Regions from separate parts of the Homo sapiens genome. Here region 2 is linked to region 1. The links are chromatin loops, found by intact Hi-C in ENCODE. Cell type or tissue: ascending aorta. All regions are shown on one strand. Links, peaks and the distances in the headings refer to the core of each region. The heading gives the core; the rest is flanking DNA.

What was found. Peaks named below come from ENCODE experiments on the same cell type or tissue, not always from the same donor. Only the 100,000 strongest peaks of a DNase experiment are listed, where the experiment ranks them.
Region 2: a loop joins it to region 1, with 2.2 times the contacts of the local background. A loop is called at or near these places in 3 of 110 quality-filtered maps.

What each region holds. Positions count from the first base shown.
Region 1 is chr5:130,284,786-130,293,135 of GRCh38, reverse strand. No RefSeq gene overlaps it. Among named protein-coding and RNA genes, the nearest start is that of CHSY3-AS1, 380 kb to the right of the region's middle. In ascending aorta, for the core only: no CTCF peak of the experiment used is centred there; a DNase peak (open chromatin) is centred at 3,865; H3K4me3 peaks cover 453 bases; H3K27ac peaks cover 1,415 bases.
Region 2 is chr5:130,333,611-130,341,960 of GRCh38, reverse strand. LOC105379171 (a long non-coding RNA gene) reads right to left here and starts at 4,552. Exons shown (of 4, transcript XR_001742880.1): 1 at 3,879-4,552. In ascending aorta, for the core only: no CTCF peak of the experiment used is centred there; no DNase peak of the experiment used is centred there; H3K4me3 peaks cover 612 bases; H3K27ac peaks cover 1,016 bases.

The DNA of each region.
Region 1 (8,350 bases), core at 113-8,112:
TTTACCTTCCCACCAACAGTATGTGAGTGTTATCTTTTCTACACATCCTTGGCAATACTTATTATCTTCCATCTTTTTGATAACAGCCATCATAACAGGTGTGAGGTGATATCACTGTGTTTTTAATTTGCATTTTCCTTATACTTGGTGACGTTGAACTTTTTTTTTTCATACACCTGTTAGCCATTTGTGTGTCTTCTTTTGACAAATATCTGTTTTTGGTTCTTTGCCCACTTTTTAGATTGAGTAATTTTTTGTCTTGCTGTTGAGTTATTTGAGTTTGGTCTTGTCCATTTTGTGTGCTATCAAGGAACACCTGGGGCTGAGTAATTTATGAAAAAAAAGTTTATTTGGCTTACTATTCTGATGGCCAGAAAGTTCAAGATTGGACATCTGCATCTAGTGTGGATCTTAGGCCACTTGCACTTACAGTGGAAGGCACAGGGGAGTGTTTGGGCAGAGGTGCAGGAGAGAGAGAAAGGGAAAAGGTTCCAGGATCTTTCTAACAGCCAGATCTCTCAGGAGCAAAAGAATGAGAACTCACTCACCCCCATGGGAGGACATTAATCTGTTCATGAGGAATTCACCTCATGACCTAAACACCTCCCATTAGGCCCCACCTCCAACACTGGGAATTAAATGTCAACATGAGGTTTAGAGGACAAACATCAAAGCCATAGCAAGTCTCTTATATATTTTGGATATTAACCCCTTATCAGTGGTTAATATTTTTTCATTCTGTATGTTTTCTTCCATTCTGTAGGTTTTCTTTTCCCTCTATTGTTTTCTTTGCTGTGCAAAAGCTTTTTAAAGTTTGTTGCAATCCCATTTGTCTATTTTTGCTTTTGTCACTTATGCTTTTGGGATCATATTCAAAAAATCTTTGCTTAGACTAAATTTCAAAAAGTATTTTTTTCCTGTTTTTCTCCTAGTAGTTTTACATGTTCAGGTCTTATGTTTAAGTCTTTAATCCATTTTTAGTTGGTTTTTGTGTATGGTGTGAGATAAGGGTCTAATTTCATTCTTCTGCACATGGATTTCCAATTTTCCCAATCTCATTTATTGAAAAGACTGTTCTTTTCTCAGTTTGTGTTCTTGGCACCTTTGTTAAAGATCAATTGGCTGTAAATGCATGGATTTATTTATGGGCTGTCTTTCCTGTTCCATTCATCTATATATCTGTTTTTATGCCAGTATCTTGTTTTGAATACTATAGCCTTGTAATATATTTTGAGATCAGGTGGGGTAGTGTCTCCAAATTTGTTTTTTTGTTGTTGTTGTTCAAGTTTTTTTTTTTTTAATATCTGGGGTTTTCTGTGGTTTCATAGGAATTTCAATTTTTTTTCTATTTCTGTGATAGTAAAATGTTTAATAATCACAGACAAAATCATCAGGAACACTGAGTTATGGTAAGAGTCTATAAAGATATTTCATTGTATAATATCAAGGATATTCAAGTGACTTTTTGGAAAGAATTTTACAAAAGCCAATCACATTGGCAAATTAGAGTGCATTTCCCTTCTTAATTTCAGAAATCATTTATATGGATGTTGTAAATTAATAAACATATCCTAAACTTTAGCAGCATATCAGAATAAAACTCCCTAGAGTGTTCTTTCAAGAAAGAGCATTAAATTGCAGAATCATTAGTTAATTTTTTTTTTTTTTTTTTGGTGACTGAATCTTGCTCTGTCGCCCAGGCTGGAGTGCGGTGGCATGATCTCGGCTCACTGCAAGCTCCGCCTCCCGGGTTCAGGCCATTCTCCCGCCTCAGCCTCCCGAGTAGCTGGGACTACAGGCGCCCGCCACCATGCCCGGCTAATTTTTTGTATTTTTAGTAGAGATTGGGTTTCACTGTATTAGCCAGGATGGTCTCAATCTCCTGACCTCGTGATCCACCTGCCTGGGCCTCCCAAAGTGCTGGGATTACAGGCGTGAGCCACCATGCCCAGCCCATTAGTTAATTTTCTTTTTTTTTCTTCTTTTTTCTTTTTTTTTTTTTGTGATGGAGTCTTGCTCTGTCGCCCAGGCTGGAGTGCAGTGGCGTGATCTAGTCTCACTGCAAGCTCCGCCTCCCGGGTTCATGCATTCTCCTGCCTCAGCCTCTCGAGTAGCTGGGACTACAGGCGCCCCCCACCACGCCTGGCTAATTTTTTGTATTTTTAGTAGACACGGGGTTTCACCGTGTTAGCCAGGATGGTCTCCATCTCCTGAACTCGTGATCCACCCGCCTCGGCCTCCCAAAGTGCTGGGATTACAGGCGTGAGCCACCGCGCCTGGCCTAGTTAATTTTCACACATAACTTCATTGTGTGAGAAGCAGAGGAAAGTCATTTAATTTGTAAAAGTGATAAATTACTTCAAAATTGAATGAATCAGTATGCACACATTTCAGAAAGAATGCAGCTCAAATCTTCAATAGACTTAGATCCCTTTATAAAAACAAGGATATCCATTATCTTTAATTTAGTGAAACATCAAATATTTTCTGTTAAGTCATATTTATTCCTCAAGTAGCTTTGGAAAGCAATTGGCTATTAAAATAATATCCATTTCTTTGTATCCCGTTGATGGTAACTGTAGCAAAGGACTGATTTGTTTGACTTCTTAGACTATTTGGATAGCTAAACATAATGATCAGAAATTTTTGAAAACACATTGGGAAAATAAGTTTTCTCCTTAAACAAAGTAAATGACAGTACACTGTCTTTGGAACTATGCCAAGTTTTCTTACAATGTTTACTAAAGAGGGTTTCCTGAGTTTCCAGTTGGTTGTTCCAAACATAAACTTTATTTGTTCCTACCTAGAGGAGTTACTGATGCACCTGCGGCCATGTACCCAGTCATGCTGCCTGTTCTCCACACAGCTTGACTGGCAGCATAAAGACCCATGCAAGCAGATGTGACCAGCTGCATGCTGAGACTGAGATGTAGAGAGTAGGAAGGCAGATAAGGCATCAGCCATGTGCAAATTTTCCCTGTAGCACTTTGAAGTCTTTGAGTTTGCCATAGTTTTTAAAATTAGACTATATAGTCAATTAGAGATCATTATTACATGTTTTTTTTTTCATAGTGCTCTTGGTTGCTCCTCAGATAAAATGACCATCCATATGGCAATAGCCTCACCCAAGGCCAGATGGCTTATTGCAGGGATTGGGAACCAACAATCTTTTGCTTAAAGAGGCACTTAAATTTTTTCAAAATGACACAGCCCTAGGAAAAATCTTTTTATGGAATATCTCCAACTTCCCTGTTTGCAAGCACCTCCCTGTTCTCTATGAATAGCCTATTTCCTCAAGCCTCTTCCACACCCACTCAGTTTGCAGCCTCTGTTTAGACTTGCGTTGTGCTGACTATCAATAAATTCTTCCTAAGGTGTTTTTTACAGTGGGCTTATTAGGGTGATAACCTATACAGAAAATTCTTTGACTATTCCTTCCGCTGACAAAAACCTGTTGCTTGGGGGTAATGAAGCAGGCTTCTGTCACCTGTGCCAATGGATCAGCTCCACTCACTTGGCATTTTGTGAGATGACTCTGGTATCACTGCTACCTTCCTCTTGATCACAAAGAGAAAAAGAGAAATTCTCCTGTTTTCTACTCGTGGAAACAAAATAAATGAAGAATTTTATTTCTGCTGAGTTTTTACAAACCCACTAACTATCATAGTTTTGTGTAAGGAGGAAATCCGCCACCTACTTCGGCAATACCTTGCACTAACCCCCTGCATTCCTTAGAATGATAGTCACTGCTCTAAGCAATCACTCAGGCTAAATTTGGAAATTCATTCATTTGTGTAGCTTTTCTGGGGTTGTTTTAACAACTGTGATGCAGTAGTGCCAGTGATTTGGGGTTTCAACATAATTGCACTCTGGGGAATTACCTGGGGACCTGGACTATGTCAGATTTACCGGCTTGATCCAACTGGAATATGGAAAGCTTGTCTGAACTACAGTGCACACATACACACTCACACACACACACACAAATGCCTGTGCCAGAGCATGTGTCTGTGCATATGTAAGGTAATGGAGTTGGGTTATTATAACAACTAACACATTTGTTACTTTAAACTATCTTTTAAAATTTTTTTCTCGTCTAGGGTCTGCTGAAGAAAGCAGAACAGTTTAGCTCACATCCTGCTCTATAAATATTAAGTCTATAAATTAGAGAATTAATTCAGGCTAAAGAAAAGAATCAGATTCAGTAAGTGAATTGAAATTGTATATTTTATAATTTATAAAATTTAAAGTATTTTTATAATTTCATATAATCATCATAATAACTAATCTTTATTTAGTTTTATAATGTGCCAGGCACTATGCTAAGTGCCAGACATAAAATAACTCATCTGTTGACTTCAGTAACTTTGTGAGGTAGATCTTATTATTATCCTTATTTTAAAAATAAAGACATAAGCTCGGAGATGTTAAGTCCTTTGCCGCAAATACAGAGCAAAAAAGTGGCAGAGCTGGGATTGGAACACAGGTATTCTGGACCCCAAAGTTAAGGCTTATACAGGATCTAAACATTTTGCCTCTCTGGTGGTACTTTGCACTGTTTTCCCCCGTGAATCTCTGTGTCCCAGCCACCCTGGCCTTTATTCAGTTTCTCATGCTCTTCCTGTGCCTTCACACTTATCAGGTTCTCTCTATGTAATGTTCCTACTCTTGGATGTGCCCCATTATAATTGTTTATAATCATACACTTATTGTGATTATTTGATTAATTTCTTTTCCTTCACTAGGCAAGGTCAAGTACCATGTCTGCTTAGCTCACTATTATTTTAGAGGAGACACTATGAAGTGGTGTTCAAAAGCCTGGGTTCTGACTTCACGATGTTATGTTACCATATATGTTTTCTAACTTCTCTTTCACTCAATTTTCTTATCTATAAAATGGGGAAAGCGACAATATAGACTTCAGGGAGTTATTGAGGTGTAAATGAGTAAAAGAGCAATAAAGTATTTAAACTCTTTCCTAGTACCAGCAGGGCATAATAAGAATTAGCTATTATTATTTTTGTCTATTCCTGACACCTGCTATAGTGCTGGCTAGGTAGGAGGTACTCAACAAATATTTTTTGAATAAATGCATGCATGCATGCAAGAATTAATGAAAGACTAAATTTTTCTGGAGTTATCCCAATACCTATTCTGTTTGTATCACATCCAGCTTTGAGATTGCCTTCCAAAAACTAGCCAAGGATTAGTGCTACCTTGGTCCTGCATCAAAGAATGGACCTTGTCTCTTTGGATACTCTTGAAAAAATACCGAATTTGGAGTCCAGAATCCAGGGGCCTGGTCTCACAACTCATAAATGAAAGTTACCTCCAAATCAATTATCCAGCAGTGCATTTGTTCTCTAGCTCTCTGTTTGGTACTATAATCTTCAAAAAAAATTTTCTTTCAAGAAAGTGAGAATAAGAAAAACAATTAACCACATCTGGGCTCAGAATACCTCATGGGTATATTCAAAACTGCCTTACAGTTTTGAAACAATAGTAGTCCCTTCTTACAGCCACACTGTATATATGAAGCTTTCAGATCTATAATAACATACTGTTAGGTACTTACTATGTTTCAAGAACTTATCATACATAATCCTCAACCTTCAAAACAAGAATGCAGAGGAGATGTTTTTATTATTTCAATTTTATCAGGTAGAAAACTGAACTTCATAGAGATGAAGAAACTTGAGCAAATTCACACAGCCAGAGAAGAAAGGAGAGTGGTTTGAATACCACATTGCCTCATTTTATTCTTGTGCATTTTATTCCTTTTCAGTATTTTAAATTAGCACAAAATACCTCAAAAAGGAAAGATGACTGTTAAAAGGGTTACATTTTTAACATACTGAAGGCAATTAGTAAAGATGTTAAACAAAATTTTACCAGTAAGTGTGGTTTGCTTTCAAATGTCAAAGATAAAAATAATGCTAAAATATTTTTGGCATCTTTATTGGACATCATCGTTGGGAACAAGCTAACGCAATGGTTTTAGTCATGCTCCCTCAGGAACACAGCTAAGAATTAAGGACTAGATTAAATTTAGTGTGGAGCTACTGTATGCAGCTGTCTCTTATAAAGCAGATGTTATATCCTGTCATTGTCATCATTTTTGCAGAAAAGTACATTTTTATTGGCTCTAAAGTGTGAAAAAGTGAAATATTTCCTATACAGGAACCCTGGAAGCTGTCTGTCCAAGGAGAAGAGCCTATTCCCAAGCTGACTATATAGCAACACTAAAAGTATTTATTTATTCAAACTGAATCTTAAAGACCTATGATCAGTCTTTAGGTGGCCATATACACTCCAACAGGATTATAACCTGCCAGACAAGAATAAACTTCACCAGCAGGAGAAGAAGTAGGGAGAGATTCCAGGCAAGTGAGTTTTCCTTGTATTCCTCTAACTTGGAGTCAAATATGCATGGATGCTCAGAAATCCACTGACCAAGATGGCCTTAACATTCCCCTTAGCTTGACTAAACTTTAAACAGATTTATTCCTGACTATAAACCCCTGACCTCCATTTACTGAGAGCATCTAATTTAGGAAACTTGCAATTGTAGATTCTTTCTATTTCCCTTTTGAGATGTACATCTCCCAGCCTCTTGCCAGTTTTACACCCGAGGAATGTCTTTCTCTAGGACCTGGGAGCCACCCCTTTGAAAAAGGTGCCCCTTTTCCAAAAATAAGATAGTGCCCCTCTCTCTCAGTTTCGGTGGGAGGGTAGGAGTCAAACTTGGATAAGCGCAATTAGAAAACGCAGATGGCCTAATCACATGGACCAACCTCCCCCTCAACATCCTGTAGTACTTCTCCACTAGCTCACCCCAGTGCTTAAAAACTCTCCTGCATTTTTTCCCAGTAGAAGTTGAATTTGATCTCTCACTCCTATTACAATAGTCTTGACTTTCACTGTAATCGTTTTGAATAAAGTCTTCCTTGCCCGTTTAACTCTGGTACAATTTCTCTTTGACACCACAGAACAAATTCTTTCAGAAATATATTGCTGGACGGTCAATTTTCTAAAAGCTATACATTCCACTCAGTAATCAAATTGCCAAAATATTTGCAATATCAATGCTAGCCATTCTCACTGGAGTTCTCTCTGGAGATTTTTGTATGTCTCCAACCAGGAACCCATAACATTAATTAATAAATATTTTTCATTCCATTGCACTGTGAGCTTCTGGGAGGCAGAGATCGTTTTAATACTACTTTTCTGTTTCCAGTATCTAAGCCAGTGCCTTGAAGAATATCACTGCATCACACTAGGGGAAGCAATCAGGCAACCTCCCACGACATTATATATAGGGTGACCATAAATTTATCATCTGTACCAGGACAGTTTTGAGAATGAAAGGAGGCATTAAAATAATTTTATGTAATTTTTGAAACATTGTGTTGCCAGATAAATTAGTTTTATGAAATTATAGATAAGAAAAACTCACCAAAATATTTATTTTTAAGATGTCTCATCAAATTTATTTATTTAACTGTTATTAGGTTCAGGGATACAAGGCAGGTTTGTTATATGGGTAAACTCATGTCATGGGGGTTTGTTGTATAGATTATTTAGTCACTTGAGTACTAGGTCTAGTAGCCAGTAGTTTCATTTTTCTTGATCTTCTCTCTCCTCTCACCCTCCACCCTCAAGTAGGCTCCAGTGTCTTTTGTTCCCCTCTTTGTGCCCATGTGTTCTCATCATTTAGCTCCCACTTATAAGTGAGAATGTGCAGCATTTGGTTTTCTGTTCCAGTCTTAGTTTGCTGAGGATATGGCCTCCAGCTCCCTCCATATTCCTGCAGAAGACATGATCTCATCCTTTTTTTATGGCTGCATAGTATTCCATGGTATATATGTACCACATTTTCTTTATCCACTCTACCATTGATGGGCCCTTAGGTTGATTCCATGTCTTTGCTAAATTTGGATGTTAAAAAAATCATAAGTTTTCTAAATTTGAATCTACTCAAGAACACAATATTAATTTATACAGCTATAGATAGGAGTTTAATCAAATATTTTTCTCATAAGTGGAGATATTTCAAAGCACAGGTAGAGGACTTCAAAATTCAACCTATACATTATTTGAATTCTCATTGTTTAATTTATTTATTTTGCCCTGCTTTTGCAGATATAAATTTCAATTTCTATCTGCAAGCTTTGTTTTCAATTATTCAATTTGATAAAGGTTGCATTTTTGTTACTCCATTTTTTGAATACTTTTATTAAAATTTCTATCTGATTAAAAAAGGAACACAAACTCTTTTCCAGTAATGATCTATACTACTGTTGAACATTTAGGTTAAAATTATTCTCCAAAGCCTCAGCATTTCTAAAGT
Region 2 (8,350 bases), core at 107-8,106, 49 kb before region 1:
TTAATCTTTAGAAAGTTTAACTTTAGTACTGGGTGCAATGGCGCATGCCACTAGTCCCAACTATTTAGGAAGTTGAGGCAGGAGGATCACTTGAGGCCAGGAGTTTAAGATAAGCCTGAGCAACATAACAATACCCTTGTCACTAGCAAAAAAAAAAAAAAAAGTTAGCCAGGCTTAGTGGCATACGCCTGTAGTTCTAGATTCTGGGGAGGCTGAGGTGGGCGGATCACTTGAGCCCAGGAATTCAAAGCTGTTATGACACTGCACTCCAGCCTGGTCAATAAACGGGCAGGGTGAGTTTAGAGCTTGAGTGAAAATGGTTTCCCCCATCTTCTATCAATTGATGTTTATTCAATACCTCTGACACATAGAACAAATTAGAATTTAGTGAAGCTCAGAATTGCTTTATTTTATTGAAGATTTATTTTACAGTTTTTGACTCATAATAAGCTTGCTTTTCGACAAATATTTTCTCCCCACTAATACTGATGCTAAGTAATACTGATGCTTAATGCACATGGACAGTTCTTTTTTGGGTTTTTGTTTTACTTAAGTGTGCTGTTCTTCAATTTTCACTATTATAATTAATTTTATTCCATTCAGCCTGTTTTTCTAGAAAGAAACAGTTCTTGGATTCCTGATTTGCTACCCTTCAGCTTTATTTTATCTTCTATCTAATAACTTTGCCTTCCTGAAGTCATTAATGAAAATGCTCAGTGAGAAGAGTCTAAATTGTAGACCTTTATTATGCCACTGAATTTATTTCTTTATCTTAAATTCTTTCAATATTATGACCCAGTTGCAAATTCACCTATATACAATAAAATCTGTTCCGATCTGTTCCAACTTATCAATTTAGACAATATTTAACACGTTTCCAAAATCTTTTATGAATAATACGTGTTATATTTTAACCCAACTAAAGTTTCTTAAAAAATAATGACAATCATAAAAATAGTTTGTTTTTAAGCTCTTACCATGTATCAGGCAGCATTCCAGTTGTTTTAAGTCTATCAATTAAGTCTATTAACTCTTAGACTTAATAGATTAAAGTAAACATTACTGCCACTGTTGTTACCCTTGCACTTATTATTTCTATTTTTTTCTTAGAACTTCCATAGCCTACTAATCTTACAACCTTGTTATAAAAAAATGTAGTTATTGTGACATAACTTGTTTAATGAGGACATGCTGGCTTTAATAATCACTAGTTTCTTTCACAGTTGCTCGCATATCAACCTTTTAATAATGTATACTAAATTCTACTCTGGAATAAAGGTCATGTTTTCTTGCTCGAATGACTTTTGTTGTTCGAATGACTTTTTCCTGCCTTTTTAGTTTCTGCATAGTCCCTTAGAGTTGCTTAGCATTATCAATGGGTGAAATGGACAATCCCTGGAATTCTGGCATCACATTACTAATCAAAATTTATCTATATATTTGAAAGGCTGGAATAATTTATACTTCAATATAACATATAGACCACCAACCAAAGTATTGACTAATTTGTCCAAATAATTCATTTTTATATTTTGAGGATGATTAAATTTCTCTATATACAGACATATGTGATTACCATAGTTTTTAACCATTACATTAAACTTATCTTGATCATAACACAAGGCAGCATTTAGATATACATTTAGTCTCTGTAAAAAGGTTATATGTGATGACTAACATTAGGAAGGAACCTTCATTTATCTGGTTTTGTTTTCTCTTGCAGAGTGATGTTCAGGCCTCTTTCTTCATCCCTTTCCTATTCCTCTCCATATAGAAAGTGTAGTATTTGTTGTTGGTTGGCAAGGATCTGACACCACTGAACCATGTTTGTAAATTAACAAGCCTCATCTATTAAACATCTATAAGCACTGGGGATTAATCTTCTTTTATTTCTTCTCCACCCATTTAAGGTCATCATCCCAGATCAGTATATTTGCTTATCAGACCCAAAGTTTCCCTGGGTTGAGTTTTAGCAGGTCCTTTGTTATGAAAACTAAAGCCAAATTCTCCAATTAGCTTTATCATTATTAAAACCAATATTTGGTCCTCATCAGTGTCTTTTCCATGTTTTATTTCTTAATTGGTTTTAAATTCAGGACGGGAATTAAAAAACGGTATAATTTATTGGTTTTCCCAACCCAGTACCTTTACCTCCTGCCTCTCCCTTTGTTCTCTTGGTTACATTTCCAGGCACCTGCCATCCTACAGCCAGGCACCCAGGGAACCCACTTCACTACATTATTCTGCAAGAAATTGGCACTGAATTTTCCAAATGGTTGTTCTAGGCTTTGTATGAAGGATCTACACATACACTGGCATCTAATTCTTACACTGACCATCCTCACAAATGAACATACCAAGAAGAGTTTCCTTAATTTATCATCTCCAAATCAAAACAGAAATGGATCGAGTGCTACACAGTAACAGGCAGTCTTGTCTACTCCTGATGTTTCTGTGAATGACATAGCAACATGTAATGAATGACGTAGCAACACATAATCCAAAAGAAATTGAAGGTACTATATCTCTCTGTCTTTTATCTGTCTCTCTTTTACACACACACACACACACACACACACACATACACACTGAACTACTTCACTATTATAATATCCTAATAATATGGATAATGGGCAATAATTATTTTTCTGAGCTGAAAAACCCCCCAACAACTATGAATGCAAATAGTCACTGCATTAGGCAATAGTCACTGATGTGAAGGAGATATGAGGATGAACTTTCTGGGAACCTGATAATAATCTATTTCTTGATTTGATCTACATGGTAGTTACACTGGTGTTGATCACTTAGTGAAATTTCACCAACCTGTATAATTTATGACTTGTTCACTTTTCAGTATGTATGCCATACAACAAAATTTTACTTTAAAAAGCCACACGGGAACCAATCAAATTAAACAAGAGCTCAAAGAGCATATGAAATTAAAATTTGAGATTTAATTGCATCTTGGAATATCTTGACTTATGAAAAAATTGGAACTTCTATTTGTATTGGATATGTTTATATCCTCCACTTGAATGAAATAACATTCAGAAGCCCTACGTACTTGCAGCATTTACATCTGACAAAATATTAAACACAATCATAAATGGTGGCAAATTATTTGATGTCTTCTAAAAATATTTGTCAACATGGTAGTCTACATGGAGACAAAAATATTATACTTATGACAATACTTCTGTTAAAATATTTATGTATTTCTTTATGAAAAGAATTACAATTGACTGTGTTTTCCAGTTTGTAGAATTTGCTCTGAGATTATCAGAAATTGATTTGCCATGACATACAACTTTAAAAATACTGAACGAATGTTACAAGAAAAAGAAAAAGTAGGACCATACTAAAAATATATTTTTTTGCTAAAGAACTCCAGTGACATAATATTAGAGATATGGCCAAGAAAGATTAAAATTCCAAATATGTACCAAAAATAATTATTTAATTAATACCATTTTTCATAATCAGGTAGTCATATAAAGTTTTTGTTTTAATGTACATAACTATATTATCTTTATTTTTCAAAAGAATTTTATTATTTTCATTTAAAATTTTCAATATAAGTCATAGGTCCACCAGTAAATTAAAACCGATTTGGAAATGCTTGAAAGATGTTAGACTAAGTGTGATGGTTAATTTTATGTGTCAACACAGCTGTGCCACAGTGCCCAGATATGTGGTTGTACATTATGATTGTTTCTGTGCAGGTGTTTTCAATGAGATCTACCTTTAAACTGGTGAACTTTGAGTAGAGTATCCCCTACAATGTGGGCAAGCCCCATTCAATCAGTTGCAGGCCCGTGTAGACAAAAGCCTGACCTCCTGCAAGCAAGAGGAAATTCTGACAACAGAGTACCTACCTTTAGATTTCATCTGCAACATCAGTTCTTCCTGGCTCACCAGCAGACTGCCTTTGGACACAAATTGCAACTCTTTCCTAAGTCTTCAGCCTTCCAGGCTTCCTCATCAGAATTTGGACACACCAAGTCTGGAAAATCTCATAAGCCAATTCTTTAAAATAAATCTCTTTCATTTACATATATATACGCACATCCTATTGGTTCTATTTTTCTGGACAATCCTCACTGATTACTAAGGATCAAAACTTCTTCGTAATTTCTTCAGATCCTCCAATATTTGAGCAAGTAGGCAAGACAAGAATATTTTGGGGAGTGGCAGGTTATCATGGTCTCAGTATTGCAATCTATAGCAGCATGCAAGAGACCACAGTAATCTGTCATGGGAGCTTCCCCTGGTGCCAGGGTCCCGGAGCTGGGCTCTCGAGGCGTGGCTGTTGACAGAAGGGAAATAAGAAGCAACTACCCATTATCAAAATCTCTATTGTTAGAATCTTATATACTTTACTCTTATATATCTTACCTTTTATTAGTCTACAATTTTAATTCCACGTTGCTCAGATTAGTAGCTTTGCTGAAAGAATACAGAAATGAAAACCTTATTCTGTTTAATAATACAGACATTTCTCAAAGTAAATTTCCAAAGTGTCATTCCTTTCCCAGTCTGCCTTTCCAATCCCGTGAGATAAAGCTCATGCTCCATACTTGGGTGGTGACTCATTTCTTCAAGATAAACTGGAAGTTGCATAGTAATGTGCTGTTTTTACATTTTTAAAACACAATGACAACAAAACGGAAAATGTGTTAGAAAATAAGGACTTGTTCAGTTACAAATGACACAAACCCAATTTGAATTAGTTTATGCAAAATAAAACTATAAAAAGGAATTTAATTGTCCTATTAACTGGAAAAGGAGAAAGGGATGCTGTGTACAAAAATAAGAGGCACCCACTACATTCCACTAAGTGGCCTCCTAGCATGCATATACAGACCCCATATGCATGCTTATTCCCATATTATAATTCATTTTAGCACTGGTTTGTATAGTAATATTTATAGAATTACACAAGCAATGTAGAATGCATTGTCACTGATAAAAAATGAAATATTATAGGTTAAGGTTAAATGCTTTTTGACTACTACATGTAATACCTCTTTTTATCCCAGATTATCATTTAACAGGTATATTTTTAGGCTTTTTAATGTGTTAAATACACATGTACTCATACAAGCAACTATTTAGAGAAGTGTACAGTGTTGCTGTGTGTGTTTGTGTTTCTGATGGATACTTCATCATGCTAAATGCTTTATTATGATAATTGCTTCCTACTGCCTTCTCTCACCATCATAATCCCTTTGGAGACTTTTCTGTGTCACTTTTTAACCTTATATAGTGTATGCTATACTATGCATGCAATTTATTTGTAGTTTAGTTATTTTCCCAATGATGGAAATATAATTTGTTTTCAAATTTTTTATAATAAACAATATTGCCATGAAAATCTCTGTTTATTCCTCTTGTTCTTAACCGTGGTATTAAATCTGAGTGTATAATAATAAGAAATAAAACTGGTCATTAGACATGTAATGTTTAAATTTGGGGGGGGCTACTTATTTCCCATAGCTTTACATTTGATATTAACAAACTAATTTTTGCCAATTTTTTCTTTCTTTTCGTTCTTTTTCTTTCTTTCTTTCTTTCTTCCTTTCTTTCTTTTTTTTTTATTTTTTGAGATGGAGTCTCACTTTGTTGTCAGGCTGGAGTGCAGTGGCGCGATCTTGGCTCACTGCAACCTCCAACTCCCTGGTTCAAGTGATTCTCCTGCCTCAGCCTCCCAAGTAGCTGAGATTACAGGCACACGCCACCACGCCCAGCTAATTTTTGTATTTTTAGTAGAGATAGGGTTTCACCATGTTGGTCAGGATAGTCTCTATCTCCTGACCTCATGATCCGACTGCCTCAGCCTCCCAAAGTGCTGAAATTACAGGTATGAGCCACTGCGCCCGGCCACCAATGTGTATTTTTAAAATGCTTGACTCTACTTCATATGTCCTTGGTTATATGTATTTTCTGTTGTTAAATGCTACAGTTGTTTATATTTTCTGCTCTGTTTTCCATTGGCCTATTATTTTTATTATTTGGTAAACCTTTACGTATTTTAATATTAATCCAATGGCTGTTTTATGTGCACTTGTTCTCATCTGTCGTTTATCTTTTAACATTGTTAATGGTGAAGTTTTTTTGATGGCAGAGACATTTTTAATTTTAACATAGTGAAATTTGTTAATCTAGCTTTATGGCTTATAATTTTAGTTTATAGAAAGCTTCAATAACTCACAGTTCTGAAATTATTTTCTTTTACAAATTTTATGATTTTGTATATTCTATTTTAGATCTTTAATCCAATTAGAATTGTATGTTTGTGATTGAAGTGAAGAAGGTATATAATTCTAGTTTTGCCAAATACTTGTCAATGTTTCCAATACCATTTTTAAGTAGTCTATAGGTTCTTAACTAAGTCAAAAAGTTACAATAACTCAGTGCTAATTTTCCATACAAATACAGGTCATTTTCTTTCCAATAGAATTTGTTTAATTTCACACCAAATAACCAGTATTTTAATTAGTCATGCACTGACTGCATACCATTGTTTTGGTCAACAATGAATTGTCTGTTTGAGAGTGGTCCCATAAGATTATAATGGAACTGAAAAAAATTCCTCTCACCCAGTGATATCATGGCCATCCTAACACTATAGTGCAATGCATTACTCATGTGTTTGTGATGACGCTGGTGTAAGCTAACCTACTGCTCTCAGAATGAATCCCTGTAATTAAGTGATACATGACTGTATTTTCTTATAGAGCAAATTTTCTCACATCTTTTGCTCCAAATCATCTTGGTTTATTTATACTTTCAACTGAGACAGAACAAAAAGGACCAGGTTTACCCTGCTAGCAGAAACAATGAAAATCAGGGTAAAATATATGAAACTATAGTTTTCAAGATATTGGATATCAGGAAAAAAGGACAATGATCACTGAAAAATAGGAAATAAACAAGCTTAGCTCTGCAGTTGCCACAGCTTACTGCCTTCAGTATTCCAGCCAGTGGAGCAGGAAGAAAAGACCCAGACACAGCCTGGTAGACTTCCTGATTTGAGATGATAAAGCTGGAAATCCAAGGAACCTAAGACACCTCTAATTACTCTAGTATACATACTGCTGTGATACTACCTAATAAATCTCAGGAATAAGAACTCTTCCTAAATAACTTAACTGCATCTCAGAACAAAGGTCATTCGTATTTATCGCAATGAAAAAATCCCCAGCACCTAAGAAGATAAAATCAACAATGGCTGGCATTCTATAGAAAAACCATATAAAAAGCAGGAAAATCCAACCCCAAATTAGGCGGAAAAGCAACCAATCAGCAGCAAACTAGAATTAACACACACATTATTATTAATAGGCATTAAAATACTTATTATAGCTGTGTTTCACATGACTGAAAAGCTAGAGGAAAGATTGAGCATGTTAAGTAGAAACATAGAAGGTTAAAAAATACTCCAAATCAAAATTCCAAAACTGAAAATTCGTACAGAAATAAAAAATACTCTGGAAGGATTTGATGGCTGATTGGATATTGCAGGAGAAATAATCAATAAACTGGAACACATAGAAATAGAAACTATAGAATATGAAACAGCAAAACCCTAAAAAATAATAATGAAGAGAAGATAAGGGAACAGCGTGACAACTTCAAGCAGCCTACCTTATGTGTGATTAGTATCCCAGGAGGAAAGGAGAGAAATGGTACAGAAAAAAAAAGCTAAAGAGGTTGTGACTAAAATATCTTACAAATTTGATTTTAAAAACAGAAAAAAAAAACCCTATAGTGCACAGTATGAAAAAGTTCAACAAACCCAAAGGTCGAAAGACGCATAATTTTAAATCTTCACCAAGCATATCATAATCATATGGCCTAAAGCTAGTGATAAAGACAACATTTTAAAAGCAGAGAAAAACAGACATTATATAACGTAAAGAAATAAAGATGAGGATGGCATCAGATTTCTTATCCAAAACAACAAGAACCTGCAGATAGTGGAGCAACATCTTTAAAATAATGAAAGACAAAAAACATTAATTTACAAATCTATCTATACCCATCCAGTGGTAGGGAGAGTCGGAAGGGAAGGATTACAAAGGATGCAAAGAAACTTCTAGGAATGATGTATGTGTTCACTGTCTTAACTGTAGGGTCAAAATTTATCAAAATGTATGCACTTAAATATATGCACTTTACTGTATGTCAATTATATTTCAATAATGCTATTAATTTTTTAATGAAGTAAAATTTGTTCTGGTGATTTTCACATTTTTTTTTAATTTTAAGTTTTAGGTTCGTCTTGTCAAATTTTATTGTAATCCCTATTGGAATATAAATCTGAATTCTACTGATTTATGATGTA